2 separate regions of the Homo sapiens genome follow, and region 1 is linked to region 2. Evidence: chromatin loops called from intact Hi-C (ENCODE). Cell type or tissue: mammary epithelial cell. All regions are shown on one strand. Each heading gives the region's core, and the rest is flanking DNA. Links, peaks and the distances in the headings are about the cores only. Region 1 overlaps CRYBG2 (crystallin beta-gamma domain containing 2). Region 2 has its middle 19 kb from the start of LIN28A.

Region 1 (14,824 bases), core at 8-8,007, 55 kb before region 2:
TTTGAAAACATGAAATAACACATGCAGGGGGCTATTCATTATGGCACTTCTGCAATAGAAAAGGGGGGAAGCAGCCCAGATGTCCATCAATAGGGGATTGGAGCTGAATAAATTAAGAAAAAGTGGGCTGGGCGCGGTGGCTCACGCCTGTAATCCCAGCACTTTGGGAGGCTGAGGCGGGCAGATCACGAGGTCAGGAGATCGAGACCATCCTGGCTAACACAGTGAAACCCCGTCTCTATTAAAAATACAAAAGATTAGCCAGGCGTGGTGGCGGGCACCTGTAGTCCCAGCTACTCAGGAGGCTGAGGCAGGAGAATGGCATGAACCCAGGAGGCGGAGCTTACAGTGAGCTGAGATCACGCCACTACACTCCAGCCTGGGCAACAGAGCGAGACTCCGTGTCAAAAAAAAAAAAAAAAAAGAAAGAAAAAGTGGAGTATAATGCAGCAGTTAAGTGGAATGAAAAAGAGCTCTTAAAGGGATATAAAGTGATCTCCAAACAGATGAAAAAAGCAGGTGCATAACAGTGCTTATAGCAAACTTCCTTTAAAAAACTGAGATATAATTCACATGCCATAAAATTCACACTTTTTGTTGTTGTTATTGTTGTTGTTGTTGTTGAGATGGAGTTTCCCTATTGTTGCCCAGGCTGGAGTGCAATGGCGCGATCTCAGCTCACTGTAACCTCCGCCTCCTGGGTTTAAGCAATTCTCCTGCATCAGCCTCCTGAGTAGCTGGGACTACAGGCATGCGCCACCACACCCAGCTAATTTTGTATTTTTAGTAGAGATGGGGTTTCACCGTGTTGGCCAGGCTGGTCTCAAGCTCCTAACCTCAAGTGATCCACCCACCTCGGCCTCCCAGAGTGCTGGGATTACAGGCATGAGCCACTGCACCTGGCCAAAATTCACACTTTTAAGGTGTACAATTTAGTGTTTTTTTTATTATATTAACCCAGTTATAGTATGTTCCCTTTTATGTAATAAAATGGAGGAGAAGGAAAACAAAATATAAATATTTGGCTTCTATAGTTATATGGAAATGTATGAGTGTATATTTGCTTATATCTTAACAACAACAAAAAAGCCAGTGGATGAACACACCAAACCCCAAAAAAAAAAAAAAAAAAAAAAAAAAAAAAAAGATTTCTAACAGCGGGAGAGAGGGAGGGAAAAAGTTGGCAGGGACAGAGATGAAAGCTGTTGGCTTTGGAACTGTTATAGGCTGAATGTCTGTGTCCTCCCAAAATCATATGCTAAAGCCATAACCCTCAATGTAATGTTATTCAGAGGTGGGGCCTTTAGGAGGTAATTCGGTTTAGAGGGGGTCATGAGGGTGAGACCCCATGATGGGATTAGTGTCCTTAAAAGAAGAGGAAGAGGCCGGGTGCCGTGGCTCACGCCTATAATCCCAACACTTTGGGAGGGCGAGGTGGGCGGATCACCTGAGGTCGGGAGTTCGAGGCCAGCCTGACCAACATGAAGAAACCCCATCTCTGCTAAAAATACAAAAATTAGCCGGGTGTGGTGGTTCATGCCTATAATCCCAGGTACTCAAGAGGCTGAGGCAGGAGAGTTGCTTGAACCCGGGAGGCAGAGGTTTCAGTGAGCCGAGATTGCGCCATTGCACTCCAGCCTAGGCAACAAGAGTGAAACTCCACCTCAAAAAAAAAAAAAGAAGAGGAAGAGACAGGAGCTCATATTCTCTCTCTTCACTACATGAGAACACAGCAAGAAGGTGGCCTTCTGCAAGCCAGGAAGAAAGGCCTCACTCTGGAAGTGAAGTGGCCAGCACCTTGATCTTGAATTTCCTAGTCTCCAGAACTGTGAGAGAATAAATTTCTCTTATTTAAACCACACAGACTATGGTATTTTGTGATAGCAGCCTGAGCTAAGGCACCATGTAAATATTTCATGTAATAATTATTATTTTAGAGATAAAATCTCACTCTGTTGCCCAGGCTGGAGTGCAGTAGTGTGATCATAGTTTACTGCAGCCTCCAACTCCTGGGCTCAAACAATCCTCCCATCTCAGCCTCCTGAGTAGGTAGTACTATAGGTGCATGACACCACATCCACCTAATTAAAAATTTTTTTGTCAAGACAGGGTCTCCTTATGTTGCCCAGGTGATTCTTGAACTCCTGGACTCCTGCCTCAGCCTCCCAAAGTGCTGGGATTACAGGCATGAGCCACTGTGCCCAGCTTCATGGTAATTATTCATAGGAAAACAGAACTAGGGCCAGGTGCAGTGGCTCACACCTGTAATCCCAACACTTTGGGAGACCAAGAAGGGAGGATTGCTTGAGCCCAGAAGTTTGAAACCAGCCTAAGTAACAAAGTGAGACCCCCATCTCTACAAAAAAGTTAAAAAATTAGCCGGGCGCGGTGGCGTGCACCTATGGTCCCAGGTCTCAGGAGGCTGAAGTAGGAGAATCCCTTGAGCCCAGGAGGTCAAGGCTGCACTGAGCTGTGTTCACACCACTGCACTCCAGCCTGAATAAGAAAGTGAGACCCTGTCTCAAACAAAAACAAAAACAAATCCAGAAATAGATAAAAATGAAAAATATTCCTTAAAACTGAAAATAAATTAAATTAATGAACCTAATTGTATATTAGGTTGGTGACATAACCACACACACAAAAGTATTATTTCAAATGTGTTTAAGACACGGTAATTTGAACGAATATATAACAAATAGGTTATAGGTGAATATCTTGAGGACAAAAAGAACCACAAGAAGCCAGGCACGGTGGCTCATGCCTGTAATCCCAGCACTTTGGGAGGCCGAGGGGGGCGGATCATGAGGTCAAGAGTTTGAGACCAGCCTGACCAACATCATGAAACCCCATCTCTACTAAAAATACAAAAATTAGCTGGGCGTGGTGGCGGGTGCCTGTAATCCCAGCTACTCAGGCGGCTGAAGCAGGAGAATTGCTTGAACCGGGAGGCAGAGGCTGCAGTGAGCTGAGACAGTGCCACTGCACTCCAGTCTGGGCGACAGAGCGAGACTCCATCTCAAAAAAACAAACAAACAAAACAAACAAACAAACAAACAAAAAACAGGAAACTCCCAACAGCATTCAGTGGTTTTTACTATTAGTTGTAATAAGGGCATTATAACTTTGAAACACCTAGCATGCAGATTTTGGTCTCTACCATTTGCCACTAAAAAGAACCAGGGTTCCTTGGCAAATAGCCAATTCTAGATTTGGAGCAAAAAAAAAAAAAAATGTACAAAATGATCCTGGAGCATCTTATTATATCAAGAAAGTTATCAAAACTACTGGGGTCGCCGGGCGCAGTGGCTCACGCCTGTAATCCCAGCACTTTGGGAGGCCGAGGTGGGCGGATCACCTGATGTTGGGAATTCAACACCAGCCTAATCCACATGGAGAAACCCCATCTCTACTAAAAATACAAAATTAGCCGGGCTTGGTGGCCCATGCCTATAATCCCAGCTACTTGGGAAGGCTGAGGCAGGAGAATCGCTTGAACCTGGGAGGCGGAGGTTGCGGTGAGCTGAGATCGCGCCACTGCACTCCAGCCTGGGCAACAGAGCAAAACTCTGTCTCAAAACAAAACAAAACAATACAAAAAAAACTACTGGGGTCGGCCAGGCACGGTGGCTCATGCCTGTAATCCCAGCACTTTGGAAGGCCGAGGTGGCGGATAGCTTGAGCCCAGGAGTTTGAGATCAGCCTGGCCAACATGAGGAAACCTGGCCCAAGGACCTTATTTGGATGCTGAGAAAAACAAGTTAATTTCACAAAGGCATTTTTGAGACAATGGGAGAAATCTGAACACGGACTGGGTATTGGGTAATATGAATAAATTGTTATTAATTTTATTAGATGTGATAATGACTTGTAGCTACGTGGGGAAAATGTTCTTTCATATTAGAGACACACGTTGAAGTGTGTACCCATGAAATTTTACGTTGGGTCAGGGATTTAAAATACTCCACCGAAAATTTAAAAGAGCACACGGATAGAGGAAACAAGATTTATCTTTATATTATACAATCTACAGTTTTACATTTTCCATTAAAACCTTATTTTGTTTTAAAATTGCGCAAGACAGAACAGTTCATCGCAAGGTAGCCAAAGGAAGGAAATCATTTGAAAGACTCTCCTCCTGCAGCCCCGCCTCTGCCCCAGCGCCCCCAGCCCTCCGCCCCTCCACGTTCTCACCTGCCGCCGTGGACCCGGCAGGACTGAGGTCGGAAGGAGGCGGGCAGAGCGGCCTGGTCATCTTCGAAAGAGAAGTGGTCGCCCAGAAAGTCGGGGCGGGAGAAAAGCTGAATCTGGAGGCAGAGAGGGGAGATGAGGGGAAGGAGGACGATGGAGTGGGGCCGAGAACAGCGGGGAGGGGAAAGGTCCGAAATGAGGGGAGAGACGTGAGCCCAGCGGCTCCCTGCGGAGTCCCTGCCTTACCTTTGAGACGAAGTGCAGATCGTGCTCCCCGACCTGAAGGTAGGGACCGAATCGAGAATTAGGGAGGGTGCCGGCCCCTAGCCTTGTCTTCTCTAGGTTTCAGTACCGTCCACCCCGCGGCCGCGCCCTCGGCCCCGCCCCCTTCTAAGGCCCCGCCCCAAGCGCCCAGGCAGGTCCTCCAGCCCGCTACCTCTGCGTGGGGGCGGGGCGCACCCGAACTCCAGGTCCCGCCACCGGGGAGGCCCCGCCCCCCGCGGCCGGCACGCACCTGTAGGACCGGCTGCAGCGAGGCGAGGGTGCTGTTGCCAGCGCCCCAGTCCTCGCAGTTACGATACACGCCCTTCTCCAGCACGTACTGTTCCCCGGAGAAGCCCACCTCCTGGTAGGCCACCCACCTGCAGGAAGGGCGGGGCGCGAGTCAGCTGGGACGGAGCCTGCACCTCTCCTGGAACCGCCCCCGGCTCGCCCGGGCCCGCCCCGCTCCCGGAGCCCGGGTCACTTACACGCCGCTGAGCACGTGGATGGCCTGTGTGCTGGGGCCGTGTTGCACCAGCTCCACATCCGGCAATGCCTTGCTCACCTCCACGCCGTGCCCCTCGAAGTCCATGGCCTCAAATAGCACGACGGCCGGGTCCCCGAAGTCCTGGGTCCCCAGGGACAGTCAGGTCTCTCCCGCCCACAAACCGAAACCCCTGGGAGTGCCCAGACCCCAGGGTCACAGCCCACCCGGGGAATTAGGGGTGAGGCTGTCAGTACGACCTGGAGAAGAGCAGCAGGGGAAGAGAGGCTAGACCTCTGGGAACACTTACAGGGAGAACACGGAGAGGGGGTACAAATTCTTCCCTCCACAAACTGTACTGGGGGAGGTCTGGCTGTGGCCAGAGGCAGAGGGATGGGCCAATTGCCTTTGCTTACCGTCCGGATGACCCGGAGGGAGGTCAGCAACTCGTCATAGCCTCCCCAGTGTGACCAGTCTGGGTATTCCCCCTCCTCCAGCAGATACTGGTGGCCCCGGAAGCCCTCCTTCTCGTAGCCCACCCAGCTGGGAAAAGCAGGAGGACAGACAGGCAGGTTCAGTCATAGGAGGCCCATGGATGAATGAGACAGCTGTCCCCACCCCTACGCAGCCCAGGTCACTCCCCACTCCCAAGGGTAAAGGCCAGAGGTGATGAAATAGAAGGAAGGGTCCTGAGTTCTCACCAGCCTCCGAGAACTCTCAGGGACCCCACAGAGGCCAGGTGGGGGCTCTGGCTGTCCTCTGGCTGCTGAAGGTTGTAGATGTCTCGGCTCACTTCCCAGCTGCGGCCCTGAAAGCCTGGGGCCTCATACACCACAGCCTGGGGGAAAGGGGCTGTCAGGAGTCATCTGGACCCAAACACACCCAGCCAGCTCAGGAATGGCTCTGCCCAGCATCAGGCCAATGTGGCACCCCCCAGCCCTCCCACCTCCTTGCTGAACTCCATCCCCTTACCCAATTCCTATCTCTACTCTGACCTCTGACCTTCTTACACATCAAAAGCCAGTTCCCAGTGAGCCCATCAGGTCCCATCCCCCCAGACCGTGCTTCTGGCCCCCAGTGCCCTCCTCTCTGGATTTCCTGTCCAGACCACGATAACCAAACACCTGCACCCCGCCACCAAAGGCCCTCTTTGGCTCTTAAGCCCAGACTCTTACCCTGGGCTCCCCTGGCTTCTCCACACTTGGGCAGCCCTGCAGAGGAGACAGAGCTGAGACACCAGCCCAGAGATGGGAAAGACAGATGGGGCTGCGGATCTAGGATTTTCCTGATCCTGAGAACCCCAACCCCATGTCTTCCCTTTTCCCCTACCTCTTAGGTTAATCCCTACCTCTCCTCCCACTCCCATTCCCAATAGAAGCTCCCAGGAAGCAGTCTCCAAGGGGTGCTGTTTTACACTTCATCCCCCATCCCTTCCCACAGACTGCAGGACCAGCTACTTGGGACCAGGGGCAGAGCCTAGACCTCCTGGCCTGTGGGTGTGCCCTGTTCTTTACCAATCTCATGGGCTTCAGGGAGCCCACGCTGGGGTCCGATGTGCCCCAGGCCTCTGAGGTGGGGTACTCTCCAGGTTCCAGGATGTAGGGAGTGTCTTCGAATAATGGTTTGGGGTACAGTAGCCACCTAGGGGAAACAGAGAGGCTGCTGCACCCTAGCAGAGAGACTTCAAGGGACACAGATTGGTGGGCGGGAGGGAAGGTTTAGAGTGGAAAAGGAGGTTTTCTGGGGAGGTTCCCATCAGTCTCGTATAATCTCTTGCAGTAGCCACATTGGTCTCCCTTCCTCTGGCTTTGCCTTCTCTAATTTCACACAGCAGCTGGAGCATTTTTCTCTAGCATGCATGGAAAACTGCTTCAATAACCCCAGTAGTTCCCTGTTAGCCTCACAATAAAGCCCGGCTATGCAAAGAGGCTCTGCAATCTGGCCTCTTCCTTCTCCCTGGGCCTCAGTTCTTCCCACTTGTTGCTTATGCTGGCTACACTGAAAATTTGAAGCTTAGCTGTCTCCTCTCTGGGCCTTTGCATGTGCTATTCCCTCTGCCAGATATACTCTTTTCCCCATTTATTCAATTGACAAATATTTAGAAGCATCTGCTCTGTGCCAGACCCTGCTACAGGCATCAGGGATACAGTGGTGAACAAGCATACACAATCTCTGCCCTCATGGAGCTTAGATTCTTGGCCAACTCATCCCAGCATGGTGTCTCCTCCTCCAGGAGGGTTTCTCTGACTTCCACACTCTGCCTCTCATGGTATGGTGTTTTTCTGTGCTCCCTCACCCCAAAACACTGAATTGCTATTGTCTGCTTACTTGCCTGTCCCCACCAGTGGACTGAGCACTCCTGAAGGCAGGAACTGTGTTCTGTCACCTCTGTGTCCCCAGCACCCAGCACAGTGAATGTCAAATGAGGGGATTCTAGAATAGACCAGACTCACAGTCCTGCAGAGACGGTGGCAGATGCCACCTGCAGGGGCTTCTCCAGACCCTGGGAATTCTTCAAGGCCTCTGTTAGCTTCACTTGCTCCCCCTTGAGGCCCTCCTCAGAGAAGAGGCTGATTTCCGGGGTGCTGTAGTCCTGTGGAAGGAGGGGGAAAATTAAATATAGATAAACAGCCAGGCGTGGTGGCTCACGCCTGTAATCCCAGCACTTTGGGAGGCCGAGGCGGGCAGATCACCTGAGGTCAGCAGTTCGAGACCAGCTGACCAACATGGAGAAACCCAGTCTCTACTAAAAATACAAAATTAGCTGGGCATGCCCGTAATCCCAGCTACTCGGGAGCCTGAGGCAGGAGAATTGCTTGAACCTGGGAGGCAGAGGTTGCGGTGAGCCGAGATCATGCCATTGCACTCAAGCCTGGGCAATAAGAGTGAAACTCCGTCTCAAAACAAAAAAAAAAAAGAAAGAAAAGATATATAAATAGCCCCCCTTGGACAACACCCCGCTTCCCCAAGTCCATTTAGCCAAGGCTCCAAATAGCTTCTGAGAAAACCTTTGTAGCCATTCCCCCAGAGACCAGGAAAGTGACTAGGGTGGTCTTTGCAAGGTCAGCCAGCCAAGCCTAAGACCAAAGCCTGTGCTGGTCCTTTGCTGAACCTTTGGGACCTGGGACAGAAGTTCCCGGGAGAACCTGCAAAGTGCCAGGCCCATAGCCTTGCCTCTGGGTAGCCTGACTTCCAGCCTGGTGGGAGGATGGGCAAGATGGACAGCCACTTCCTGAGTTCCAACTTTGACTCCTTCTTTAGGTACGGTTCCTGCCTCTGTCCAGACTGGCTTTGCCTGCACGTCATCCCAGGAAGCAGCAGATCCTCTTTGTATTCTGAGTGTTTCTTCCCCACCAGGACCATTTTCATTCACTCACTCATTCATCAAATATGTACGAAGCATCTACTGCATGCAAGGCACTGTGCTAAGGTCATGTCCTACCCTATCTCATTTAGTCCTCCCAGTGGGCATTATTCATCCAGTCACAGGTAAGGAAAGTGAGGCACGGAGAAGTTAAGCAACCTGCCCAAGGTCACACAGCTTGTAAGTAGCAGAGCAGTATAGTTTTTGTTCACTGTTGCAACCCAGCACCTCCCATGTGCTTGGCATACAACAGGCACCTAATCAATGCTGAATGAATCAAAGGAATCCAGAAACATCTGACTTCAAAGCCTTTACCTCCCACATGAAGACAAATTTATTGTCAGAAGTTCACAATTAATTGTCCACAAACATTTGTGTGTTTCTGGAGAGGCTTTGTTTTTTTTGTTGCTTTTTTTGTTTTTGTTTTTTGAAATGGAGTTTTGCTCTTGTTGCCCAGGCTGGATTGCAGTGGTGTGATCTTGGCTCACCGAAACCTCTGCCTCCCGGGTTCAAGCGATTCTCCTGCCTCAGCCTCCCAAGTAGCTGGGATTACAGGCACCCGCCACCATGCCCGGCTAATTTTTTGTATTTTTTTTAGTAGAGACAGGGTTTCATCAGGTTGGCCAGGCTGGTCTTGAATTCCTGACCTCAGGTGATCCACCTGCCTCAGCCTCCCAAAGTGTTGGGATTACAGGCGTGAGCCACCGCGTCCAGCCTCTGGAGAGGCTTTGTAAACTATCCCCTCCTCCTGGGCCACTGTCCTAGTTAAGCCTAATGAGCGCTCATCATCTCCTACCAGGAAGATTGCAACAGCTCTGGACTCAGTTATTCATTCTTTCATTAGAAACGAAAATCAGGCCGGGCGCAGTGGCTCACGCCTGTAATCCCAGCACTTTGAGAGGCCGAGATGGGTGGATCACGAGGTCAGGAGATCGAGACCATCCTGGCTAACACGGTGAAACCCCGTCTCTGCTAAAAATACAAAAAAAAATTAGCCGGGCATAGTGGCAGGTGCCTGTGGTCCCAGCTACTTGGGAGGCTGAGGCAGGAGAATCGCGTGAACCCAGGAGGCGGAGGCTGCTGTGAGCCGAGATCATACCACTGCACTCCAGCCTGGGCAACAGAGCGAGACTCTGTCTCAAAAAAAAATAAAAAAATCAAACAAACCAAAAGAACCAAAATGCCTGATAGACACTGCTTTTACAGTCATTGCTCTTCCTTCTCGTGTCAAGCTTAATTTCAGTAGTTTATTACTGTGCGGTGAAAACAATGTTGTTGTTTTCACAGCACAGCACATGAAATTATAATTTTTTTTTACTCTTGTTGCCCAGGCTGGAGTGCAATGGCATGATCTCAGCTCACCGCAACTTCCGCCTCCCGAGTTCAAGCGATTTTCCAGCCTCAGCCTCCTGAGTAGCTGGGATTATAGGCGCCCACCATCAAACCTGGCTAATTTTTGTATTTTTAGTAGAGACAGGGTTTCACCACGTTGGCTGGGCTGGTCTTGAACTCCTGACCTCAGGTGATCCCCCAACTTGGCCTCCCAAAGTGCTGGGATTATAAGCGTGAGCCACTGCGCCTGGCCTTTGAAATTATAATGTTAACTTTTCAAACCACACAGCCCTTCCTCAAAAATTAGAGGTGCCCCTGGCTGGAAATCACAGCCCTTCTTGGTCTCCCTGCCTCCAGGATCCCTCTTTTTTCCACCTGGCAGCCAGTGGGATGTTTATAAATCCCTAGTCTGGCTATATGGCGTCCCTGCTCCAAACCCAATCCTCACAGCCTAGCTTGACTGTAAGTCCTGAAGGGCAAAGAGGAGATCTCCCCCCACTGCCTATTGCCTGGCACCGGTGCCTGGCACATATTAGACATGAGTGAGCATCTGTGAGCAAATGAATGAGCAAACATGCCTGGCACCTCGGGTCTGACTGGGGGCCTGCATGCTGGCTCCTGGGGGGCAGGTAACCCCCACGTTCCCTCCCATCTTGTCTCTGCTGCTCTGTCCCCTTCCTGCTTGAGCATCCACTCAAACTTCCCCAGGCTGCTTTCCCAAGCTGAGCTTGGCCTCTGCCTGGGCCCTGACTCCTCAAGCCAGGCTGCCCATTCCCCAGAATCTCTTTCTTCCCCAGTCAGCTCCACGGTCAAGAATCTATGGACCAGTCCACATTAAGCCCCTCTGCCCACTACCCCATAAGATCTCTGCCAGGAATTTCTTTTGAAACGGAGTCTCACTCTGTTGCCCAGATTGGAGTGCAGTGGTGCAATCCAGGCTTACTGCAACCTCTGCCTCCCGGGTTCAAGTAATTCTCCTGCCTCAGCCTCCTGAGAAGCTGGGATTACAGGCGCATGCCAGCACACTCGGCTAATTTTTGTATTTTTAGTAGAGACGGGGTTTCACATGTTGGCCAGGCTGGTCTCCAACTCCTGTCCTCAGCCGATCCACCTGCCTTGGCTTCCCAAAGTGCTGGCATTACAGGCGTGAGTCACTGCTCCTGGCCTCGGGGATTTCAACTCTAGGCACTCGAGGCCGTCTCCCACCTCCAACTCACTCACCCAGACAACCCTCCTTAGGGAGCCGATGCCTTGGGGACTCCACTTTGTCCCTGGGGTTCTGAGTTCCATGTCTCCTTCAGGCAGGACCAGCTTCTGACCCCGGAACTCTGGCTCTTCGTACAGCACCCAGCTGTGGGCACAGAGATTCCAGGATCACAGATGGGGAGGAGGATGTGCCCAGGGCTGCTGGGTAGCTGATGGGGTTTCTCCCAGGCTGGACTGGTCACTCCTCACTCCCCTCTGCATCCCCCCAGGTTCACAGCCAAGTGCCTTGCTGGGCACTCCCCACTCACCAGCCTCGAACTACCCTTATGGAGGCTACGGGGGCCCAGCCTGAGGCATCAACGATGTCTCCCCAGACCTCCCTGCCACTGCCTTGGCAGCCAGACTCTGAGAAGAAGATCACCTGAGAAGGCACAGAAGGGGTCCTCAGGCCCTGACCCCAGGCCCCTGCATCCTGCTGCCCCCACCCACTTGCCCCCACAACCCTACCTTTCCAGGCCTGGTGTTCAGCTTGCCCTGGGTCTTTAAGGCTGGGCTCTGAAACGGAGGCAGGTGATAAAGAAGTCCTGTGGGGTCACCTCTTTTCTGCCTCCCCACAACCCGCCATTCCAAGGATCCCACATCCTCCCTATTAACCTCCACCCGCAAGGAGCTGGCGCATAGAGGATGCTCACACTTGTTCCCAACCCCCAAGGGCCTCATCACCCTGTCCCAGGAGCTTGGTGCTCATCACCCGCCTTCCTCAGCTCCCAGGATCTTGGAGCCCCCACACCCTTTGGAATCCACAGTACAAACCTCCCACAGTAGGGATAGGGATAGGGAGATTGAGGCCCAGAGAGATGTGGCTTGCACAGGTCAACTGAACCAGACTTCAGACAGAAGCCTCTGCCCCCAGACTCTGACTCCCAGCACCACTCTCTTCACACCACTCAAGCCTTGACCCAGGTGAGGCCAGGCACCTCCCTTGCCCACCCGAGGCCTCACTTACCCACCCCTCCAGGGGCAGGGAACAGGCAAGCTTCTCCGTTGGGGATGATCTTTCACTGCAAAGCAGGGGCAACTGTCCTGGCACCTTCCTGAGCCCCGGTGCCCCATGGGGCAGCAGAGCAGATAGTTTTGTGCCCAGCGGTTCCGGGGTGGAGGCCTCCTTGGCGGTAGGCACCAGACTGCCGAACAGAAGGCTGCCTCCAAGACGGGAAGTGGGCCTGCTGCCTCCCTGCAGTTCCAATCCCAGCTCTGAGTGGGGGCCCTTGGTTCCTGCTACATGCTTCTTCATCATCTCCAGAGGAGAGCAGGAGACCTGGGTGGGTCTGGCAGGGTGGAGGTCCCTGGAGGGGCTGGGCCCAGCTTTCTCCTGCCTGCGCTGGAGCTTCTCATCGTCACTCAGATAGGGGTTCTCTGGTTCCTCCTCCTCCTCCTCCTCTTTCTCTTCCAGTGAAGGCACCTCCTGGGGTCCGGGGCCCAGCACCCATGGCCCCAGCTGGTCCTCCTCAATGGCAGGCAGCGTGGCGTACATGGACAGGTAGGAGGAGCGAGGGGCTCGTGGCAGCCGGTGAGTGCGGAGGATCTCAGGGGGCTCCATGCTCCGCAGCGTATCCAGGAATATCTCCAGGTCAGCGGCCAGGGCCACCTCATCCTCCTCCCTTGATGTCTCTGTGCACGTCTTGCCCTCGGTGGGATCAGAGACAAGCTGGGACTCCGTGCTGGCCTCTGCTCCTGTTGGCACTGGGGCAGGGGTGCCTCCTGGGCTGGGGGACACCCTGTCCACTGAGGAAGATGGGGCAGGGAGAGCATCAGGGTCCTGCACAACCTCTTTCTGGGTGAGAGATGAGATGGGGCTCCCTTCAGAGTCCTGGACCCCCTTATCCTGTTTGGGGAGTGAGGTGGCAGGAGCAATTGGGCCTTGAACAGTCTCTTCCTTGGTGAGGGGCGGGGCAAGGCTGCCTGCAATACCCTGGACAGCCTCTTTTTGGATGCTACTGCTGCCTTTTGGGCCCTGGACAACCTCAGTTGACTTGGGGGACAAGGCAGCAGGAGCACCAGACCCCTGCACCACCTCCTTCTGGGTGGGAGATGAGGCAGCAGGAGCACAGGGGCCCTTCACAACCTCTTTCTGGGTGGGCGATGAGGCAGCAGGAGCACCAGGGCCCTTCACAACCTCTTTTGGGGTGGTGGACAAGGCAGCAGGAGCACCAGACCCCTGCACCACCTCCTTCTGGGTGGGGGATGAGGCAGCAGGAGCACCAGGGCCCTTCACAACCTCTTTCCAGGTGGGAAATGAGGCATCAGGAGCACCGGGGCCCTTCACGACCTCTTTCCAGGTGGGGAACAAGGCAGCAGGAGCACTGGACCCCTGCACCACCTCCTTCTGGGTGGGAGATGAGGCAGCAGGAGCACCAGGGCCCTTCACGACCTCTTTCCAGGTGGGGGACGAGGCAGCAGAAGCACTGGACCCCTGCACCACCTCCTTCCGGGTGGGAGATGAGGCAGCAGGAGCACCGGGGCCCTTCACGACCTCCCTCTGGGTAAAGGGGAGGACAGGGACATTTTCAGAGTTCTGAACAAACTTATTCCTTGGGGACGATGGAGCAGAAAGACCTCCTGGGCTGGGGACATCCTTCCTTCTTGTAGTGGATGGAGCAGGAGGTTGTCCAGGGACTGTCACATGCTCGCTCCTCACCATGGGCAGGACGGTGGCAGCAGGGGGGTCCACGGGCCCGTCCTTTTTTTTAGGGGGCAGAACAAGGGGAGTGAGCCGGGCCCCGGGGTGAGTGGGCACCACAGGCTGCTTTGCAGGGTGAGTTAGGCCAGGAGAGGGGACATGGGTCTCGAGTCTGGGAGAGGAGGGGACTGATGCTTGACCCTGAGAAGTCTGGAGAGGGAGCTCAGTGGAACTGGGGGCTCCCAGCACCTGCCAGAGCTCACAGGCCCTGGCATCCGGGGCTCTGCCCTGGTCTCTGTCCGGACAGGCTGCAGGGGCATCCTGATTCTTAGGCAGGTGAGCACTGGCTGGGATGCCTGTAGAGGCCAGGGCAGAGCTGTCTTTAAGCTCTGCTGTCCCGGTCTCAGGCAGCTGCCTCAAGGCTGCCCCCACTGTGCTGCCCAGACCTGTGCTCCTTGGCCCGCCAGCCGTGGGCCTGGGCAGGTGACTGGCAGGGGGGCTGTGCCCAGCAGGCACGAGGTTACTTAGCACTTTCACGGCCTGGCTGCGGCTGGGCGAGCCTGGTGGGGAGCCCACCACCACTGGCGGCACCATGCGGGAGACCTGACGGCCCCGTGGCAGGGCCTCGCCTGAGGACACTGGCCTCACAGTCACAGAGCTGCTCATCCGCCGGTCCACATGACCTCCCACCACTGTGGTGGTCCGCACAGTGCGTGTCACTCGGTATTCCTCGAGGCTCCGGGAGCTACCACTGGTGAGACCTACACCTGGGTGGGGACTTGGCTCTCGGGGCCCAGGCAGGGGAACCAAAAGCTCAGTCCTGGCCATAGCTCCCACACATGGGGGCTCAGTCCTGGGAGCTTGGCGGCTGCCATCACTCTGGTCCACAGCCTCCTTCAGCCTCCCCTCAGGCCTTTTCTCCTTGGGAGGTGGTATGTACTTCTTGGAAAAGATGGGTCCATGGCTCTGGAAGTTCTTGGAGCCAGCTGTATCCCGAGGGCCCTGGCAATTCACAGTCTCTTCTTCCTGTGTTGCAAAGCCATTGACTTCCACTTCCTCTCGACGGCTGAACTCAAACATCTCCTTCTGCGGGGCTTCCATCTGGGCCCCTGACACCAGGGACACCTTGTGAAAACCATGTTTGATCTCTTCCTGGGTGGGGGGCCGCTGCCGCCATGTCAATGTGGCACTTACCACTCGGGCCTTGGCCCGGGCCATGGGCCCACCTGCCTCCTCCATGTGGGGCCCTGGCAACCTGTCTGGAGGTGTCCTTGTCCCACTGTGGTCCAGCTCCCTGCAGAGGAAT
Region 2 (15,907 bases), core at 2,914-10,913:
GCTATGTTACCCAGGCTGATCTTAAACTCCTGAGCTCAAGCAATCCTCCTGCCTTGGTCTCCCAAAGTGCTGGGATTGCAGGCATGAACCACCTTGCCCAGCCCTAAAATGGTTGCTTTTAAGTTATATTAATTTCCCCTAAATAAATTATTTTTTGAAAAAGAATGTGAAAAGACAACCCACAGAATGAGATAAAATATTTTCAAATCATATCTGATAAGAAACTTGTATTCAGAATATAAAAATAACTCTTGCAACTCAATAATAAAAGACAAACAACCAAATTTAAAAATGGGCAAAGGATCTGAACAGACATTTCTCTGAAGAAGATATACAATTGGTCAATAAGTACATAAGAAGATGCTCACCATCACTAACCATCAGGAAAATGCAAGTGGAAACCACAGCGAGATACCATTTCACACCTACTAGATGACTACAATTGCACAAAAGAAACCAAAACAGAAAAAAACACAAATGTTAGCGAGATTACAGAGAAATTGGAACCCTTATACATTGCTGGTAGAAATATAAAATGGTACAGTCACTATGGAAAACAGATGGGCAATTCCTCAAAAAACTAAACAGAGGCCGAGTGCCTGTAATCCCAGCACTTCAGAAGGTCAAGGCAAGAGAATTGCTTGAAGTCAGAAGTTTGAAACCTGCCGAGGCAACAAAGTGAGACTTCATCGCTACCGAAAAATTTTAAAATTAGCAGAGTGCAGTGTCATGTGCCTGTAGTCCCATCTACTCGGGAGACAGAGGTGGGAGGATCACTTAAGCCCCAGGAGTTTGAGGATACAGTGAGTTATGACTGTGCCACTGCACTCCGGCCTGGGTGACAGAGCAAGACCCCGTCTCTGGGGAAAAAAAAAGGTTAAATGGCTGGGAGCCATGGCTTGTAATCCCAGCTACTCGGGAGGCTGAGGCGGGAGAATCGCTTGAACCCAGGAGGCAGAGGTTCCAGTGAGCCGAGATCGCGCCATTGCACTCCAGCCTGGGCAACAAGAGTAAAACTCTTGTCTCAAAAAAAAAAAAAAAAGAATCATACAATTGCATACAATTGTGACTTTTTGTGTCTGGTTTATTTGCTTTAGCATAATGTTTTGGAGTTTCTCCACGTTGCAGCATGTATCAATACTTTATTCCTGTTTATGGATGAATATTCCATTATATGTATGCAATACAATTTATCCATTCATGCCTATGCCGAGGCAGGAGGATTGCTGTGCCCAAGTTTCAGACAAGCCTAGGCAACATAGTGAGACCCTGTCTCTACAAACAAATTTTAAAATTAGCCAAGTGTGGTGGCACACACCTGTAGTCCCAGTTACTTGGGAGGCTGAGGTGGGAGGGTGGCTGGAGCCCGGAAGGTTGAGGCTGCAGTGAGCTATGATCATGCCACTGCACTCCAGCCTGGGCAACAGAGTGAGACCCTGTCTCAAAAAAAAAAAAAAGTATTGATACATGTTACAACATGAATCAACAGTGAAAACCTTTATGTTAAGTGAAAGAAGCCAGACACAAAGGCAACATATTATGTAGTTCTATTTATATGAAATGTACAGAATAGGCCATCCTGGCTAACACGGTGAAACCCCGTCTCTACTAAAAATACAAAAAATTAGCCGGGCATGGTGGCGGGCTCCTGTAGTCCCAGCTGCTAGGGAGGATGAGGCAGGAGAATGGCGTAAACCTGGGAGGCGGAGCTTGCAGTGAGCCGAGATCGCGCCACTGCACTCCAGCCTGGGCGACAGAGGGAGACTCCATCTCAAAAAAAAAAAAAAAAAACAGAAGAAAAAAAGAAAAAGAAAAGAAATGTACGGAATAGGGAAATCCATAGAGACAGAAAGTGGATTAGTGGTTGTTGCCAGAGGATGTGGGTTGGCGGGGGAGGGGAATGGAGACTGCATTATTTAGCATGATGAAGATGTTCTAAAATAAATTGTGGTGATAGTTGCACAACTCTATGACTAGACTAAAATCTATTGAATTGTACACTTTAAATAAATGAATTGTATAATAGGTGTATTATATCTTAATAAAGCCGTTAAAGAAAGGTAGAGAGAGAAAGAGAGAAATAGAGGAATATTCCTGCTCTCCTTACACTTGACTGCCTTCCTAGGGTTCCCCATAAACGCCTCCTGCTCGAATGGGAGCTCTAAGAAATGAGGGAACAGCTGAAGTTTCCACCAAAACCTATATGTCAGCATCCCCCACACAAAAAGCAGACCCTGGGTCAGGTAATTCGATGAAAAGCCACAGGCTCTACAGTGGCAGAAATGGTGGTTTGGCACTCAACATTCCTTCCTCCTCCTAGCGTGGCTTCCCGGACTGCACAGATGGAAAGTGAAAAACTACGTTTCCCAGACTCCCCTTGCAGCTGGGGCTCTGGATGTGAATGTGGATCTGCTAATCTAGATACATTTGGGTGAGATTTGGAAGGTGGAAGAAAAGAGGTTAAAGGCTTCGGATCAAAGCCATTTCTGCAGCAGTGTCAGCAGAAGTCTTAGGGTAAGGATTTGAAGCAACTTTTTTTTTCTTGTTTTTGAGATGGAGTCTCACTCTGTTGCCCAGGCTGGAGTGCAATGGCGTGATCTTGACTCACGGCAACCTCTGCCTCCTGGGTTCGAGCGATTCTCCTGCCTCAGCCTCCCGAGTAGCTGGGATTACAGGCATCCACCACTACGTCCGGCTAATAAAGTTGTTTTTAAAAGTTGCTTCAGCCTGGGTGCAGTGGCTCATGCCTGTAACCCCAGCACTTTGGGAGGCCGAGGCAGGCAGATCACCTGAGGTCAGGAGTTCGAGACTAGCCTGGCCAACATGGCAAAACCCCATCTCTACTAAAAATACAAAAATTAACCGGACGTGGTGGAGGGCACCTGTAATCCCAGTTACTCGGGAGGTTGAGGCAGGAGAATCACTTGAACCCTGGAGGCAGAGGTTGCAGTGAGTAGAGATCGCACCACTGCACTCCAACCTGAGCGACAAGAGCAAGATTCCATCTCAAAAAAACAAAACAAAACTTTAATGGAGTATAATAGATATACAAAAAATTGCTCATATTTAATGTGTACAGCTTGATGGGTATGGACATATGCATATACTTGCAAAACCATCACTACATTCAAGGTAATAAACAAATTCGTCACCTCCAAAGGCTTCCTCGTGCTGTTGTTATTATTGTTGTTGTTTTGTGGTAAGAACACATAACATAAGATCTAGCCTCCTAACAAAAAAAAAATTCTTTTTGAGACAGAATCTCACTCTGTCTCCCAGGCTGGAGTGCAGTGGCACAATTATGGCTCGCTGGTGCCTCGACCTCTTGGGCTCAAGCCATCCTCCCACCTCAGCCTCCCTGGTGTCTGGGACTACAGGCGTGTGTCACTATGCCCAGTGGATTTTTTTTTTTTTTCTTTTTTGAGATGGAATTTCACTCTTGTCACCCAGGCTGGAGTGCAATGGCACGATCTCGGCTCACTGCAACCTCTGCCTCCCGGGTTCAAGCGATTTTCCTGTCTCAGCCTCCCCAGTAGCTGGGATTACAGGCACCTGGCACCACACCCAGCTAATTTTGGTATTTTTAGTAGAGACGGGGTTTCACCATGTTCACCAGGCTGGTCTCAAATTTCTGACCTCAGGTGATTGACCCGCCTCGGCCTCCCAAGTGCTGGGATTATAGGCATGAGTCACTGCAGTGATGCAATCATAACTCACTGTAACCTCGACCTCCTGGACTCAAATCGATCCTCCCACTTCAGCCTCCCACAGTGCTAAGATTACAGGTGTGAGCCACTACGCCAAACAGAGAATGGATTTGAAGCCACATTGGTCTGATTCCAGAGCGTGAGCCCTTGTATCAGTGCTCTGTACTTGGACTTGTTACTTTTAGCCCATGATTCATTTTCCTTTCAGCTTGGGGAAAGAGTTGGCATCCTCCTTTCAATGAGAAAGCATCTCAATGAGCAACCCCCTGGATTGGATGGGCCACCACCCCAGAAAATTGGGGCAATTTGGGTACCACAAGGAGGGATTGGAAGGCAGCAGTTTCTTTGCTAGGATGGGGCCAAGATCTGCCAATCCTGATTGCTCACCCAAGGAGTCAGGAGAGAAAGATCCATTTACTTGACTGACATTGACCAAAAACAAGAGGTGTGGTTGGTGCCACAGGGCTGCAGGAGGAACTGGGCCCAGAGGCTTCTTAAAGAAGCACGTGATCAACAGCTGGGCATGGTGGCTTACGCCTGTAATCCCAGCACTTTGGGAGGCCGAGGCGGGTGGATCACCTGAGGTCAGAAGTTCAAGACGAACCTGGGCAACATGGTGAAACACCGTCTCGACTAAAAACACAAAAAATTAGCCAGCGTGGTGGCACATGCCTGTAATCCCAGCTACTCAGGAGGCTGAGGCAGGAGGATCGCTTGAACCCAGGAGGCGGAGGCTGCAGTGAGCTGAGATTGCACTCCAGCCTGGGCAACAAGAGTGAAACTCTGTCTCAAAGAAAAAAAAAAGAAGCACGTGATCTAGCAAAGAGTCTGGACCATGAATCCACCCTCTCCTGTCCACCTGCCAGCTGCAGAGCACTCCAAGGACGCTCTCCCAGGGCCCCAGGGTTTTCATACCCTTGGAGAGGATCTCCAATCCCCATCTCATCAGTGACCTCATCTTTAAGGTTCACTGGGCAACTTCCTCCCTGTAAAAGCCTCTTAGAGCCCAATTCAGCAAGCTATCCTACCTCTGAGGGTCCCCAGCCCTCAGTACAGACAGACACCTCCTCAGGTCTATTCTACTCTATGTCATGATGACAGTGGGAAGGGTATGAGGCCTGGATGACTTCTAAGCCCCATCAGCCACAGCCTACCTTGGGCAGGCTATTGAGCCTCTATGAACCTCTTTCTGCACCTGTGAAATAGGGTTGCTAATACCCACCTTGTTGGAGAGGTCACCCACATAACGAATTTACTCAGGGCCTAACTACTATTCAACAGATGGCTATTTTCCCCTCCTGTCCCCTCTCCTGCCATTTCCTTCCAGATTATATCGTCTTACAGGGCAGAAAAAGAGCCTGAGCATTTATTTACCCACATCCACACCCCCACACAGTCTCACATACATGGGTGCTGTCTGACAAAACATGTGCAATGAATGAGTCAACAACCAGAAGCTCACAGCCGAAATCACTCCATTCATTTTGTCGATTTGTGTGGTGAACAAATGTGTCCTAAGTCTCAAACAGGGGCCGGACCCCATGCTGGGGGCAAAGGATATAAAGGAGAGGGAAACAGGGTCCCTGCCCTCAAGGGGCCCCTGAGCTGTGATGAAAGAGACAAGTCAGTCATGCATTACAGTCCAGTGCCATGACTGGGCCATGGGTTTGGAAAGTCCTGGATTCCTCGTGAAGGGACCTTTGGGATTGCAGAAAGAAGATACCGGACAGAACTGGGAGATCTGGATTCTAGCCTCATTCTGTCACTAGCTTGCTCTGGAAGTGTCTTCAAGTCACTTCCTTAGTTTCCACATCTTAAAATGAGTGCAAGGAAGAGGGGCACCTGTGTGCTGTTCAATGTCCCCTCAGAGACAGACTCTTGGGCAGAGGATTCTGTGGGCCTGGGGCTGCTTTTGTAACACCAGAGCCTCCTGCTCCTGCACACTTACCTTGTGCCCACTTGGGTTTGCCAAGCAGGGACCTTGTTCCCCACCACCCTCTACCCCTGGCGTTCCCTGAGCAGTTGGGGGGCTCAGCCTCTGGTTTTGCGGTTTCCCTCGAGCTAGCCGTCACAGCAGCTCTGTGTGCCAGTGAGGGGTCAGGCTTTGAGAGGGTGGTGGGTAAGGGGAAGGTATCACCTTCCAAAGTAACCTCTGAGGGGCAGACTGGTGGCTACTTTGAAGCAGACTCTCACCACCACCACTCTGTTTCCAGGAAACCCCCACAGGCTGAGGGAAGGAGGGGCTTTGAAGAAACATAGCCTGGTACAAGGCCTCCTGCACAGAGGAGGACAGCCTCAGGGCCTGAAGGGCCAGCCAGTTTTGGAGGGGCATCTAGGAGCAGAATGAGGAGGAAGGGGCAGGGTTAGTGATTTTTGTTTTGTTTTGTTTTGTTTTGTTTTGTTTTGAGACAGGGTCTTGCTCTGTCATCCAGGTTGGAGTACAGTGATGCAATCACAGCATACTGCAACCTCAACCTCCCAGGCTCAAGCAATCCTCCCACCTCAGCCTCCTGCATAGCTGGGGCTGCAGGTACGTACCACCACTCCCAGCCAAGGTTAGTATTGAGAAGGTCAGGGGATCAGATTCTCAGAGAGCAGGTTCTGTGTCTTTCCCATCTGACCAGGGGTTCCCCTGGTTGAGTCCTGGTCTCACCTTGAGATGAGGAGGCCCCCACAGGGTGGGCTCTGTGCCTTCTATTAATATTAGATTGACCGGGCATGGTGGCTCATGCCTGTAATCCCAGTACTTTGGGAGGCTAATGCAGACGGATCATTTAAGATCAAGAGTTCAAGACCAGCCTGGCCAACATGGTGAAACCCTGTCTCTACTAAAAATACAAAAATTAGCCGGTCGTGGTAGCAGGCACCTATAATCCCAGCTACTTGGGAGGCTGAGGCAGGAGAATCACTTGAACCTGGGGTACGGAGGTTGCAGTGAGCTGAGATTTTGCCACTTCACTCCAGCCTGGGCAGAAGAGCGAAACTCCATATCAAAAAAAAAAAAAAAAAAAAAGGCCGGGTACGGTGGCTCACGCATGTAATCCCAGCACTTTGGGAGGCTGAGGCGGGCAGATTACCAGGTCAGGAGATCGAGACCATCCTGGCTAACATGGTCAAACCCCATCTCTACTAAAAATACAAAAAATCAGCCGGGCATGGTGGTGGGCGCCTATAGTCCCAGCTACTCGGGAGGCCGATGTAGGATAATGGCGTGAACCCGGGAGATGGAGGTTGCAGTGAGCCGAGATCGTGCCACTGCACTCCAGCCTGGATGACAGAGTCAGACTCCACCTCAAAAAAAAAAAAAAATCATTTGCACACATTACTTAACTCCTCCCAAGGAGAAGCCCTGAAGCTTAAGCTAAATCTACCTCTGTTCCACTCATTCCTGGAAGACAGGTTTTGAGTTTGATTACTTTGGAAAGGCCTCAGAGGTCTGCTGGCTCTCTGTCCTTGCCTTCTCTTTAAAAAAAAAAAAGTGATTACCAGGAAAATTGCGCCTTGGGAAATGGAGGCCCCGGCTGTGTGTGTGCACGTGTGTGTGTGTGTCTGTGTGTGTGTCCACATGCATGCATTCTACAATTTAAAGGGTTAAACCTCCAACCAAAGCTGAATCCAGCTGTGCACAGGTTTCTCTGTTCATCCCTCTAAAGGAACCTTGATCTTCTCTGCTTCAAGGTCTGTATAAATTGTTCCCTCTGCCTGAAACACACTCTCAACACATGCACACACATACAAACGCCCCCCCTTTACCTCTTTTTCACATTTTCTTTGGTCAAGATTTAGGCATCTGTTAAGTCTCTGTTTCAAAATCAGTTTCTGAGGAAAGCTTTTTTCTGATCTCCTTTCCCTTAAATTAAATCACTATAACTATTTGTTCACTGTAATCCTGCCCTGCTGGTGCCACAAGGCCTGGAACCTCATTTGTCTGTGTATCTATCTTGTTCATGCCTGTATTTTTCCAGTCTGTGGCATGGTGTCTGGCACATAGTGGCACTCAAACAACGTTTCAATGTATGAATGAATGAATGAACAACGGAACTTAGTGATGGTGGATGAGGAAAGGGGTCATGTGGGGTAAGGGTGTCCCCTGCTGGACATTGAGAGTACCCAGGGCATCCTCTCTGAGCTGGGAAGAATGACTCTCGGTCATAAATTTCCTCCCTGAGGGGCAGAGTTGGGGAACCTCACCTTATGCCCAGACTGCTGATGCATGCCTTCTTCTTACCTCTATCAGCCCCCACACCACTGTCCTCCCAGCCTTCAGAGCATCCGTCCCCACCCCCAGTGGCCTGACCCACCCTCCCCCACGCTGCAGACCACATCAGCAAGGCTGTGGAGCGCCACAGCGATTTCTGCATCCTCTCCACAATGAATATCCACCCCCTCTTAAACCTTTTGCTTTGAATAAGAATAGGCCCAGAGTCCTCCATCGATCCTCTTTCCCCCTCCTCCCAAATCAATCAATCAGTAGTGATTGGCTGGGACACTGGGGTGGAGGTGGACGAGGACTGGTGGGTGAAGAGCAAGGAAAGTTGGTGGGGTGGTGGTGGGGTAGGTGAGTGTGTTTCTGAAACAGGATCCCGCTAAAAGTATGGCAGAACAGTGGATTTCTCTGGAGGAGAATAGTTGGTGAGAAGATACCTGGGATGAGGTATTTAGAAAAAGGTGAATGAGAAATTCCTGACTACTGTCTTTTTTTTTTTTTTTTTTTGAGATGTAGTCTTGCTCTTGTTGCCAAGGCTAGAGTGCAATGGGGCAATCTTGGCTCACTGCCACCTCCACCTCCCGGGCTCAAGTGATTCTCCTGCCTCAGTCTCCCAAATAGCTGGGATTACAGGTGCCTGCCACCAAGCCTGGCAAATTTTTTGTATTTTTAGTAGAGATGGGGTTTCACCATGGTAGCCAGACTGGTCTCGAACTCCTGACCTCTGGTGATCCACCTGCCTCCGCCTCCCAAAGTGCTGGAATTATAGGAGTGAGCCACCGCACCCGGCCTCTGACTACTGTCTTGGCTGACAAAAGGGTAAAATACCTCCAGTTTATATAAAGTGTGAGCACAATGGGAGGAGGGGGTTCATAAAAGATTGGACTAAGAGGAACATGGTGAGGAGCACGGGGGTTCTGTGAGGGGAGTCAGGGCTCAGTGCTAAGGACATGGAGGAGTAGAGAGGGCAGGAGGAAGCCTCTTGGCCGAGGGTAAAAAGAAGTGGGTGGGGGTCAAAGAGAGATAGAGGTCACTTCTCTTCCAGTGAGGATGGGAAGAACCAGACCACACCTGTGACTCTCCATATAGTTCCCATCCCTGGCCCCTCCCCCAGCCATGCCCCAAAATGGGGCTGGGGAAGAGTGACAGTTACTTAATGACTCTGAGTCCCACTAGCTCTTCTGGGCAGCCTATGGTCACTGGGGGGCCAAAGGGGACTGAAGCCAAAGTCCAAGTTATTGATCTCTGGCCCCAAAGGTCAGCTTCAGGGGCAGAGGGAGTGGTGTTGCCATGGTGGGAGACTCGAGGGACCCCACAACAGAGGGGCTGTGCTGCAGCCCAGTTTTCACGTCTGCATCCTTAGTGCCCCATGATCCTATACACACACACACACACACACACTCCCACACCCCTCTATCCTGTCTTGCTTGAAATTTCTGCCTGATGGGATGTCTCAGAATAGACTCTTGGGTGTCTAGCCTTTGGGGTGTCTAGGGAGTATAAAAGGAGAGCCTTAGATGGAATTATTTATTTACTACTACCCCCGTCCCCAAGACAAAGCCCTGGGAGTCCATGAACTCTTTGGTGAATCCCATTAAAAAAAACACCAATCTGGTTGTCAGGAAGAAAGGATGGCAACAATTTTTGCTGTGTAGCCTTGACAAAGCATTTACCTTCTATGAGTCTTAGTTCCCTTATCTATAAATGAAGGGATTGAATCAGATGAGCTCTAAGTTCCTTTCCGGATAAGTGACCTAAGATTCTGAGGAATTAGAGGGGACAGGCCTGACAGCAGGGGTTAGGAGTAAGAACTAGGTTAGGTTCGGGAGATGGTAAAAACAAATTCTTGGACTTGGAAATAAAATCTGCATTCTAATTTTGGCCATTATTAACTGTGGAAACTGGGGCAAGTCATGCATTTATTAATTCAACAAACATTTAATAAGCAATTACGTTATCCCAAGCTTTGTGCTGCATACTGACACAATGAACAAAACATAGTCCCTGGCTTATGGGGTTTACATTGTAGTGGTCAGTGGGAAAGAAAGACAAATAAGCAAATATATATAATACAGTGGGACAAATGCTCTGTCACAGATGTGTAGAGCACTATAAAAAATGGGAAAGGGGGCCAGGGGCTGGGACTCACACCTGTAATCCCAGCAATTTTGGGAGGCCGAGGCGGGGGGGGATCACCTGAGGTCAGGAGTTCGAGACCAGCCTGACCAACATGGTGAAACCTCATGTCTACTAAAAATACAAAAATTAGCCAGTCATGGTGGCAGGCGCCTGTAATCCCAGCTACTTGGGAGACTGAGGCAGGAGAATTGCTTGAATCCAGGAGGCAGAGTTTGCAGTGAGCTGGTATCACACCACCACACTCCAGCCTGGGCAACAGAGCTAGACTCCATCTCAAAAAAAACTGAAAAAAAAAAAAAAAAATGGGGAAGGGACTGGGAGCCATGGCTCACACCTATAATCCCAGTGCTTTGGGAGGGAGGAGGATTGGTTGAGGCCAGCAGTTCAAGGCCAACCTGGGCAACATAAGGAGACCTCATCTTTATAAAAATATGTTTTTAATTAAAAAAACAGAGAATAGGGCCAGGCACAGTGGCTCATGCCTGTAATCCCAGCACTTTGGGAGGCCGAGGCAGGCGGATCACAACATCAAGAGTTTGAGACCAGCCTGGCAAACATGGTGAAACCCCATCTCTACTAAAAATACAAAAATTAGCCAGGTGTGGTGGCACATGCCTGTAATCCCAGCTACTTGGGTGGCTGAGGTGGGAGGATTGCTTGAACCCAGGAGGCAGATGCTGCAGTGAGCTGTGATCGCGCCACTGCCCACCAGCCCAGGAGACAGAGCAAGACTCCGTCTCAAAAATAAAAATAAAAGAGAATTAATAGTGATCAGCAAAGTGAAAGTAAGGGAAATGGTGCTTCAGGCAGAGGGGTAATCATGGAGAAACCCTAAGGAGAAAGAGAATCAAGCTATTGGAGGCCCTAGAGCGTGCATTGTGACAGAAGTGAGAAGGGGAAGGACAAGGAGTACAGTTGGCAGTAAGACTGGTACTGGGGGCAGAGATCTGCCTCCTCTGCAAAAATGCGATAACAATGTGCCCACCTAATCTCCCTCTTTTTCTGGCCGCCTTGTTTTCCAGGGTCTAGTGATATAATGAATGGGAAAATACTTTGTGGTCTGAAAAGCACTGTACAAAGTAGTACACAGACACTAGAAAAGAGCTGTGGATCACTGAGGATCAAGCTGGGTAAATCTGGCTTTGGGCTAACTTCCAGAAAAACAGTGGAAAATTAACCAAGATTGAGACATTGAGCCTTTAAAAACCTTAGGTCACAAAACTAGAGAAGATGAGGACTGGAGTTTGAACATAAAACATGACCCCAGAGTCTTTGCAAAAGAGGAAGGGGACTTGTTCTAAGGACCCCAGTGGATAGAAGCTATAGAGACTAGGTTGAATTCAATGGAAGAAATAACTTCTTATTTTTATTTATTTATTTTTTGAGGTGGAGTCTCGCTCTGTTGCCCAGGCTGGAGGGCAGTGGCACGATCTTGGCTCACTGCAACCTCCGCCTCCCAGGTTCAAGCAATTCTCCTTCCTCGGCCTCCCCAGTAGCTGGGATTACAGGCATGAGCCACCACGTTTGGCTAATTTTATTTTTATTTTTATTTATTTTTATTTTTATTTATTTATTTATTTATTTATTTATTTATTTGTATTTTTAGTAGAGATGGGGTTTCACCATGTTGCCCAGGCTGGTCTCGAATTCCTGACCTCAGGCGATCCTCCTGCCACGGCCTCTCAAAGTGCTGGGATTACAGGTGTGAACCACTGCACACAGGCAGAAGAAAGAACTTTCTAACAATCCCAACTATCTGTGGATGGGCAAGGCATTCACAGCAGTAAGTTCCCTGTTGCTGGAAGTTTGCAAGCTGATCTGGACAATGGCTGGTGTCAAGCTTGGAGTATGGGAGAGGGTCAGCTGATCTGCAAGGTCTATTTGACTTTGAGAGTCTTGGAATCAAGGATCTTGGAATGTCCATTCCCTTTGTTCCATTCCCTCTCCTTTAATAGAACAGGAGTGGAGGCTCTTTTCAGAACCTCACGATGCTGCTTGCATTCAGGAGAGGCTGGAACGGAAAATGGACAGCTCCATGCATCTGTCTTTCTGTCATCCTTCCTCGATGGCTGAACCACAGGGACCCAGTGATAAGGAGAGGGAAGGGACAGACTCCTATCATTTGGAGGCCTTGAGTCCGGCATGGCTTCTTCTTTTTTTTTTTTTTTTTTTTAGACACAGTCTCGCTCTGTGGCCCAAGCTGGAGTGCAGTGGCGCGATCTCGGCTCACTGCCACCTCCACCTCCCGGGTTCACACCATTCTCCTGCCTCAGCCTCCCGAGTAGCTGGGACTACAGGCTCCCGCCACCACGCCTGGCTAATTTTTTGTATTTTTAGTAGAGACGGAGTTTCACCGTGTTAGCCAGGATGGTCTTGATCTCCTGACCTCGTGATCCGCCCGCCTTGGCCTCCCAAAGTGCTGGGATTACAGGCGTGAGCCACCGCGCCCAGCCAAGTCCGGCATGGTTTATGTAGAGTTTGGTGTCATCTCAGATGCCATTGCTGAAATGCAGTGTGCCCTAGTGGTTAGGAGCATGAACTGCAGCATGGGACTGACCTGGATGGGTCACTTCCTGTCAGTTACCATGAGCAAATTGTTTAATCTCTGAGACTCTGCTTTCTCATTTTAAAAATGGAGACAATAGGCCGGGCGCGGTGGCTCACGCCTGTAATCCCAGCACTTTGGGAAGCCGAGGCGGGCAGATCACGAGGTCAGGAGATCCAGACCATCCTGGCTAACACGGTGAAACCCCGTCTCCACTAAAAAATACAAAAAAAATTACCCTTGCGAGGTGGCGGGAACCTGCAGTCCTAGCTACTCGGGAGGCTGAGGCAGGAGAACGGCGTGAACCTGGGAGGCGGAGCTTGCAGTGAGCTGAGATCGCGCCACTGCACTCCAGCCTGGGCAACAGAGCAAGACTCCGTCTCAAAAAAAAAAAAAAAAAAAAAAAAAAAAGGAGACAATAGGCCGGGCGGGGTAGCTCACGCCTGTAATCCCAACACTTTGGGAGGCTGAGGCAGGCGGATCACCTGAGGTTGGGAGTTTGAGGCCAGCCTGACCAACATGGAGAAACCTTGTCTCTACTAAAAATACAAAATTAGCTGGGTGTGGTGGTGCATGCCTGTAATCCTAGCTACTCGGGAGGCTGAGAGAGGAGAATCGCTTGAACCCAGGAGGCAGAGGTTGCGGTGAGCTGAGATCATGCCATTGCACTCCAGCCTGGGCAACAAGAGTGAAACTCCATCTCAAAATAAGATAAAATAAAATAAAATAAAAATGGAGACAATAATTCCCGCATCAGGAAGTTTTGCGGGGGGATTACATGAGCTAAGGTAGGGCCTAGGTTCAATGTCTGTCACATAGTAGGCACTCATACATTTTAGCTATTAACATGCTGAAAACATTTACATTAGTCTACAGTTGGGCAAAATCATCTAACACAGAGCCCATTTTATTTATTTATTTATTTTTTTGACACAGGGTCTTGCTCTGTCACCCAGGCTGGAGTGCAGTGGTGGGATCTCCGTTCACTGCAAGCTCCGCCTTCCAGGTTCACGCCATTCTCCTGCCTCAGCCTCCCGAGTAGCTGGGACTACAGTCGCCCGCCACTACGCCTGGCTAATTTTTTGTATTTTTAGTAGAGACAGGGTTTCACCGTGTTAGCCAGGATGGTCTCGATCTCCCGACCTCATGATCTGCCCACCTCGGCCTCCCAAAGTGCTGGGATTACAAGCGTGAGCCACCGCGCCCGGCCATTCACAGAGCCCATTTTATAATAAATTGACTATCTCACTTAACTTACTGAATACTGGACTGAAAGTGAAAAACAGAATGACTGCATGGGTACTCAAAGTACAGTTTCTACTGAATAGGTATCATTTTTGCTCCATCATAAAGTCAAAAAATGGTAGATTAAACCATTGTAAGTCAGGGACTATCTATATTTTATTGTTGTCACTTGCTGGGGAAATTTGAAGAAGTTATTCAAACACTCTGAACTTCAGTTTTCTCTCCTGTTAAATGGGGAGAGTAACACCTAACTCACAAGATAGTTGGAGGAAGCTGTGTCCAACACATAGCAGAAGTTGGCAGATGTTATTTTCTATACTATTTATTTATTTGAGACAGGGTCTCTCTTTGTCACCCAGGCTGGAGTGCAGTGGCGCCATCTCAGCTCACTGCAACCTTTACCCCCCTGGGCTCAAGAGATCCTCCCACCTCAGCCTCCCGAGTAGCAGGGACTATAGGCATGTGCCACCACACCTGGCTGATTTTTTAATTTTTTGTAAAGACAAGGTTTCACCATCTTGCCCAGGCTGGTCTCAAACTCCTGGGCTCAAGTGATCTGCCTGCCTGGGCCTCCCAAAGTGTTGGGATTTCAGGCATGAGCCACTGTAGCCAGCCCACAAATGTTATTTTCTCTTTTTTTTCTTTTCTTTTTTTTTTTTTTTTGAGACAGAGTCTCGCTCTGTGGCCCAGGCTGGAGTGCAGTGGCGCAATCTCAGCTCACTTCAAGCTCCGCCTCCTGGGTTCACGCCATTCTCCTGCCTCAGCCTCCCAAGTAGCTGAGATTACAGGTGCCTGCCACCACACCCGGCTAAGTTTTTTTGTGTCTATTTTAAGTAGAGACGAGGTTTCACCGTGTTAGTCAGGATGGTCCTGATCTGACCTCATGATCTGCCCTTCTTGGCCTCCCAAAGTGCCGGGATTACAGGTGTGAGCCACCGTGCCCAGCCACAAATGTTATTTTCAATCCTTACTCTAAAAGAAGAAAGTATGGGGGTGTGGGGGGCAGGGGGAGGGATAGCATTAAGAGAAATACCTAATGTAAATGACGAGTTGATGGGTGCAGCAAACCAACATGGCACATGTATACCTATGTAACAAATCTGCACGTTGTGCACATGTACCCTAGAACTTAAAGTATAATAAAAAATTTAAAAAAAGAAGAAAGGATGGGAATCAGGGGTACTTCTACACCTTTTGTCCTATTCTCCATCTGTAAACGTCGCAAACGCAGTGAGCACCAAGAGAGTGTAGAGATCATATATCCATTCTTCCGTTTGACAGATGGGAAACTGACACCCAGAGAGGAAGAGATTTGCTCAAGGCCCCACACAGTGAGTTAGTGACAAAGCTGGGATTGGAAACCAGAACTTTCTTACCATACCATACCATTCTATCTCTATTATTGACAAAATGTTGAATGAATGTATCATTGAAGATTGAATGAATGAAGGTCTCTATATATGTTCCCAGGGACGTGGAGGATTTGCTGATGTGAGAACCAAACTTTGCAGCAGTTGTTCCTCAGGCAAGCTGTTCCAGTGCAATCACTACTCACTGTATCCTCGACCTCCCAGACTCAGGTGACCCTCCCACCTTAGCCTCCTGAGTAGCTGGGACTACAAGCACATGCCACCATGCCCAGATAATTTTTGTATTTTTTGTAGGGATGGGATTTCGCCATGTTGCCCAGGCTGATCTGGAACTCCTGGGCTCAAGTGATCCACCTGCCTCAGCCTCCCAAATTGCTAGGATTGCAGGTGTGAGCCACCAAGCCTGGCCACAAGCTGTTCTTTTTCTTTTTTTTTTTTTTTTGAGATAGCGTCTTGCTCTGTCACCCAGGCTGGAGTGCAATGGCGTGATCTCGGCTAACGGCAACCTCCACCTCCCGGGTTCAAGCGATTCTCCTGCCTCAGCCTCCCGAGTAGCTGGAACTACAGGCGTCTGCCACCACTCCCAGCTAATTTATATATATAATATATATAATATATAATTATATTATATATTATATATTAATATATAATTATATTATATATTATATATTAATATATAATGTATTATACATAT

Evidence for each region. Hi-C counts contacts between places; a loop is a spot of excess contacts. Peaks named below come from ENCODE experiments on the same cell type or tissue, not always from the same donor. Only the 100,000 strongest peaks of a DNase experiment are listed, where the experiment ranks them.
Region 1: it touches region 2 in a loop (5-fold over the local background); 14 of 110 quality-filtered maps call a loop at or near these places.

Annotation. Positions count from the first base shown.
Region 1 is chr1:26,331,901-26,346,724 of GRCh38, forward strand. CRYBG2 (crystallin beta-gamma domain containing 2) reads right to left here. Exons shown (of 20, transcript NM_001039775.4): 2 at 11,845-14,812; 3 at 11,346-11,393; 4 at 11,147-11,259; 5 at 10,854-10,983; 6 at 7,390-7,529; 7 at 6,451-6,577; 8 at 6,112-6,147; 9 at 5,638-5,774; 10 at 5,353-5,479; 11 at 4,941-5,080; 12 at 4,706-4,832; 13 at 4,438-4,470; 14 at 4,195-4,307. The coding sequence starts at 14,757. Among named protein-coding and RNA genes, the nearest start is that of CRYBG2, 15 kb to the right of the region's middle. RefSeq lists a silencer at 4,488-4,867 and enhancers at 5,008-5,067, 14,427-14,824. In mammary epithelial cell, for the core only: no CTCF peak of the experiment used is centred there; a DNase peak (open chromatin) is centred at 4,641; H3K4me3 peaks cover 1,415 bases; H3K27ac peaks cover 576 bases.
Region 2 is chr1:26,383,872-26,399,778 of GRCh38, forward strand. No RefSeq gene overlaps it. Among named protein-coding and RNA genes, the nearest start is that of LIN28A, 19 kb to the right of the region's middle. In mammary epithelial cell, for the core only: a CTCF peak has its summit at 7,800 (motif pointing left); a DNase peak (open chromatin) is centred at 3,700.